Regions from separate parts of the Homo sapiens genome. Here region 1 is linked to region 2. Evidence: read pairs that join two places in POLR2A ChIA-PET (ENCODE). Cell type or tissue: Caco-2. All regions are shown on one strand. Links, peaks and the distances in the headings refer to the core of each region. The heading gives the core; the rest is flanking DNA.

Region 1 (2,908 bases), core at 275-2,774, 140 kb before region 2:
AGTGTACATTTTATACCTACAGCACATCTCAATTCAGACTAGCCTATTTCAAGTGTTCAGTAGCCATGTGTGGCTAGTGGCTACCACACTGGACAGTGCACGTCTAGGTAATATATAAAGCCATATGGATTGAAATCATGAAGGAGTGAGTGTAGACACAAAAAAGAAGAGGTCGGGTGCGGTGGCTCACGTCTGTAATCCCAGCACTTTGGGAGGCCGAGGTGGGAGGATCACCTGAGGTCAGGAGTTTGAAACCAGCCTGGCCAACATGGCGAAACCCTGTCTCTACTAAAAATACAAAAAATTAGCCAGGTGTGATGGCACGTGCCCGTAATCCCAGCTATTTGGGAGGCTGAGGCAGGAGAATCGCTTGAACTTGGGAGGCCGAGGTTGCAGTGAGCCGAGATCACACCACTGCACTCCAGCCTGGGCAACAGAGTGAGACTCCGTCTCAAAAAGAAAAAAAAAAGAAGAGGAGAAGAGAGATCAAATCCACTTGCCAGATGAGGAAAGTGAGGCCAAGGAAGGGTGGCTTTGCCTAGGCCCCACGGTGAATCAGAATATAGATGCAGGATCTCCCTGGCCATAGATTTGCCTGGGGGACCCTTAGTAATCCTGGTCTTGGTTACCCTTTATAAATGAAGAGGAGCTTCCTCATCTCTTCTCCTGGAAGCTTCAGGTAGTGGGGTGGGCTTTCTGGGTGCCTCCCACCCCACAGAGATCTCTTTCTCTCCTCAGATGAGCCTCTGCTGGAAGAGCTGGTGACCCTCAGGGCGAATGTGATCAAGGAATTCAAGAAAGTTTTAATTTCATATGAATTAAAAGGTGCAGCATATCTCTCCACCAATCCCCTCTCCTCTTCTCCCTTGACCTCTTGATCCCCTTTTACCACTTTTTCTCCCAAACTCCTTCTTCACCTCCCCTATAGCTCAGCCTTCTTCATCTCTCCCCAATCTTCCCTTCTCTCCTTTCCCAGCCTCACCCCTTACCTGCTCTCCTGATCCCTTTCCAATTAAATTATCAAGTTGCCATCCCAATTTAACTCACCTCAGCAATTTTCTCTTGCAGCCTGCAACCCCAAACTTTGCCGTGAGTTCTGGATCGTCTATCTCTCCCTTCTCTACCCTCCTAACCCCCTTCACCCTGTCTCCCCAAATCAAGCCTGGCTACCACTCCTTACTCCATTTGGCAGTTCCCTTACCCCAAAGCCATGGTACCTAGGGAGATTTGCTTTTTAAAGGTTTATGAAAATAATGACTATCTGCAAAACAACATTTTGAAGGTACGTAAGTCACAATAAAATAGGCTATGTTGTATTAACAAATAAACCCTCACATCTTGGTGGTTTAACACAACAAAGGTTTATTTTTCTTTCACCCAAATTTCATTGACAGTTGAGTGGCAGTCCAGGTGGTGACTCAGGGATCCAGGCTATACACACATGGCAGCTTCTAAGCATGCTTCAAAAGGAAAAGCAATAGCAATCACACTGAGTTGTATAGCCAAGCCTGGAAGGGACACACATGATCCTGCTCACTTTCCATTGGCCAGGACTAGGTCACATGGTCACAGTTTACTGAAAGGCACCCTGGGAAATGTAGCCCTCCTGTATGCACCAGTAGAGGAGGAGGCAGTGTGCCCAAAGAGGAGACATCTCACCAGTGTCTGCAAAAGAGGCTCCAAATTAGAAAAAGAAAAGTGCAAACTCAGAATTAACAAATGTTTAATTAAATGTCCACAAGCAGAATGCTGAATCTACTGGATGAATTTAGTTCTTCAATGATTATATAACAATTATTTTTTATGTGAATTGTCAGTGCATTTTGCTTAGTTCCTCTGCTGGGCAGTGGGACCTATGAAATTTAGGAGAAGCCAAGGGACCCCATCTCCTCTTTCTCCTTCTTCCTTTCCACCCTTGCCGGTCCTCTGATATCTGCCCTTGTCTTACTTCTCCCTTTCCCCTTGCCTAGGCTTGCTAAAAGAAGAGGTGTTGGACTGTTTACATTGCCAGAGGATCACTCCCAAGTGTATCCACAAAAAGTACTGCTTTGGTAAGCTTCTGGGGGTGGGGGAAGACATGGGACAGGCGTGCAAGAGATGAAGACAGCCATGACCCACTAGATATGGGTTTCGAGGCTCCCACATGCAGCCTCGAATCCTGCCCTAACCATTTGCTTAGAGTGTGGCCCAGAAGTTGCTCCTGTATTCTGAAATTCACTTTCCTCCATCTGTTAAATGGAAAGACTCCCTGGAACTTTAGAATGCCCCTAGCTCCAGAATGGCAGGTGCTAGAAAAAGATTTTATTCTTAGCCATTGCTATACCTGGGGAATTTGGAAGGATGTGCTGAATTCACTCATTCATTCATTCATAAATCTAAAAAACATACATTCTTTTTTTTTTTTTTTTATATGGATTCTCGCCCAGGCTGGAGTACAATGGCAGGATCTTGGCTCACTGCAACCTCTGCCTCCCAGGTTCAAGTGATTCTCCTGCCTCAGCCTCCCAAGTAGCTGGGACTACAAGTGTGCACCACCATACCCTGATAAGTTTTGTATTTTTAGTAGAGATGGGGTTTGACCATGTTGGCCAGGCTGGTCTCAAACTCTTGACCTCAGGTGATCCACTCGGCTCCCAAAGTGCTGGGATTACAGGCGTGAGCCACCATGCCCAGCCTAAAAAACGTATTCTCATAGCAGAAAGAATAGTACAACGAGACCGAACATGCAGTGGCTCACGCCTGTAATCCCAGCACTTTGGGAGTCCGAGGCAGGCAGATCACAAGGTCAGGAGTTTGAGACCAGCCTGGCCAACATAGTGAAACCCCGTCTCTACTAAAAATACAAAAAACTACCCTAGCGTGGTGGCAGGCACCTGTAATCCCAGCTACTCAGGAGGCTGGGGCAGGA
Region 2 (2,874 bases), core at 1-2,500:
GCTGGCCAGCTTTACTCCCAGAAGGAACGTTGTCATAGGTATGGCAGGGCTCACCTGGTTAGGCACTTGCTGCATCCTGGAGGCATCTTTATTGGAGGGCAGTCAGCATCTGGGGAAATTCTATTTAACACGAAGCCGTGTAAAACCATCACAGATTTCTGCCAGGTGTGGAGGCTCACGCCTATAATTCCAGCACTTTGGGAGGCTGAGGCGGGTGGATCACTTGAGGTCAGGAGTTCGAGACCAGCCTGGCCAACATGGTGAAACCCCATCTCTACTAAAAATATAAAAATTAGCTAGGTATGGTGGCGCCTACCTGTAGTCCCAGCTACTCAGGATGCTGAGGCAGGAGAATTGCTTGAACCTGGGAGGCAGAGGTTGCAGTGAGCTGAGATTGCACCACTACACTCCAGCCTGGGCAACAAGAGCAAAAGTCCATCTCAAAAAAAAAAAAAATTAGCTGGGTGTGGTAGCGCATACCTGTAGTCCCAGCTACATGGGACACTGACAGGAAAATCGCTTGAACCTAGGAGACGGAGGTTGCAGTGAGCCAAGATCGTGCCACTGCACTGCAGCCTGGGTGACAGAGTGAAACTCTGTCTCAAAATAAATAAAACCATCACAGATTTCTAAACAAACGCTTTGTTCACATAAGAAGTCTAGACCAGGCATGGTGGCCCACACCTGTAATCCCAGCACTTTGGGAAGCCAAGGCAGGAAGATTGAGCTTGAGCTCAGCAGTTCGAGACCAGGGCAACATAGCAAGACCCCATCTCTACAAAAAGTAAAAAAAAAAAAAAAAAAAAAAAAAAAAAAAAAAAAAAAGGCCAGGCATGGTGGCACATGCCTGTAGTCCCAGATACTTGGGAGACTGAGGTGAGAGGATGGCTTGAGCCCAAGAGCTCGAGGCCGCAGTGAGCCATGATCATGCCATTGCACTCCAGCCTGAGTGACAGGGTGGGACCCTGTTGCTAAAAAATAAAAAAGAAGTGTACAGTCTGGCTAGGCTAGGCTTCAGCAACAAGCAACTTCTAAATCTTAGTAGTTTATCACAATCACACATTATTTCTCGCTAATACAACTTTCCAGGCACCAGCCTCTATACAGTTTAAAAATACATATATTTTTAATTAGCCAGGCATGGTGGCCCACGCCTGTAATCCTAGCTACTCGGGAGACTGAGGCAGGAGAATCGCTTGAACCCGAGAGGTGGAGGTTGCAGTGAGCCGAGATCGCGCGACTGCACTCCAGCCTGGGTGACAGAGCGAGACTCCGTCTCAGAAAAGAAAAAATTTTTGTTTAATTTTTTTTCTTTTTTTTTTTTTTTTTTTTTTAGAGACGGAGTCTCGCTCTTTCTCCCCGGCCGGACTGCAGTGGTGCTATCTCGGCTCACTGCAAGCTCCGCCTCCCGGGTTCATGCCATTCTCCTGCCTAAGCCTCCCGAGTAGCTGGGATTACAGGCGCCTGCCACCGCGCCCAGCTAATTTTTTGTATTTTTAGTAAAGATGGGGTTTCACCGTGTTAGCCAAGATGGTCTCGATCTCCTGACCTCGTGATCCGCCCGCCTCGGCCTCCCAAAGTGCTGGGATTACAGGCATGAGCCACCGCGCCCGGCCTTTTTTTTAATTTTTAATTTACCTGGGTACATAGTAGGTGTATATATTTATTGGGTACATCTAGGCAATTTGGTCTTGTGACACCAGTGTCAACACCCAGGTTTGCCTGGCAGAGAGGGAAGAGGCAGTGAGACCTCTAGCTTCACAAAAATGCTCACCAGTATTTGTGCCTTTGAGAAAGAGATGTTATTTTACATATTATTAGCAGGACAACAAATCACTAAGTTAGTCTGGCTAACTTAAGTTAGAATGACTGGCTTTCTAGAGAGTAAAAGATACTTGACCAACAGCCTTTGCAGTCCAGATGTCTTACATGACTCCTTTGTTTGAAAAAACAGAAGGGCAGATTTATGCCACAGAGTGTTTCTGCTCTTCTGCAGCCTGAGGAAAAGGAATCCAGGACCCCTTCTCTCCTCATGTGGCTGAGATTTCTTTCACCAGCTGATGGGGATGGCCTGTGGTTTTTAAGGACAAGCTCTATAATTTCAAAAGTCAGTACCTAGAGGAAATAGACAGGCCTGAGGAGCTCAGAACTTCCTATCAAAGAAGAAAGGGAAGAATAGAAATATTAATGACTGGAATATAGTAACTTGGGTACAAGGCATGATATGGTCACAGCAAGCACTAACATAAAAGGCTTTCTATGGGCCAGGCCCTGTTCTCAGCACCTCATATAAATGTATTCATTTAGACCTCATCGACCATTCTATCAGATAGGAGCTGGGAGAAGCCCCATTTTACAGTGGGGTAGACTGTGACACAGAGAGGTTAAGTAGCTTGCCCAGCATGTAGCAGATCTGGGATTGAAATCTGGCAGCCTGGGGCCAAACCTGTGATTTTAAGGACTCCACTGTTTGCATTTGCAACAGAAGCCAGCCTTTACAGTGAATAAAGGAAAAGGGTTTGATCAGAATGGTCTCTTGCAGCCAGGGTGGTAGCTCATGCCTACAATCCCAGCAGTTTGGGAGGCTGAGGCCGGAGGATTGCTGGAGGCCAGGAGTTCCAGACCAGCCTGGGCAACATAGTGAGACCCCGTCTCTAAAAAAAAAACTTAAAAAATTAGTCAGTTGTGGTGGCACATACCTATAGTTCCAGCTACCTGGGAAGATTGCTTGAGCCCAGGAGTTTGAGGCTGCAGTGAGCCATGATTATGCCACTGCATTCCTCCCTGGTGACAGAGTGAGACCCTATCTCTAAAAAAATTTAAAAATGAATATTCTCTTTCAAGGTGAAATTAAATCACAAGCCCATGTTTATA

The links. Peaks named below come from ENCODE experiments on the same cell type or tissue, not always from the same donor. Only the 100,000 strongest peaks of a DNase experiment are listed, where the experiment ranks them.
Region 1: POLR2A ChIA-PET joins it to region 2 with 10 read pairs; 3 of 35 experiments call an interaction of 5 or more read pairs at or near these places.

Annotation. Positions count from the first base shown.
Region 1 is chr19:50,157,411-50,160,318 of GRCh38, reverse strand. It overlaps IZUMO2 (IZUMO family member 2), which reads left to right. Exons shown (of 7, transcript NM_152358.3): 3 at 739-825; 4 at 1,069-1,089; 5 at 1,971-2,051. Among named protein-coding and RNA genes, the nearest start is that of IZUMO2, 4.4 kb to the left of the region's middle. In Caco-2, for the core only: no CTCF peak of the experiment used is centred there; a DNase peak (open chromatin) is centred at 1,552.
Region 2 is chr19:50,017,626-50,020,499 of GRCh38, reverse strand. The region is part of intron 2 of VRK3 (VRK serine/threonine kinase 3); the gene reads left to right. Among named protein-coding and RNA genes, the nearest start is that of VRK3, 6.3 kb to the left of the region's middle. In Caco-2, for the core only: no CTCF peak of the experiment used is centred there; no DNase peak of the experiment used is centred there.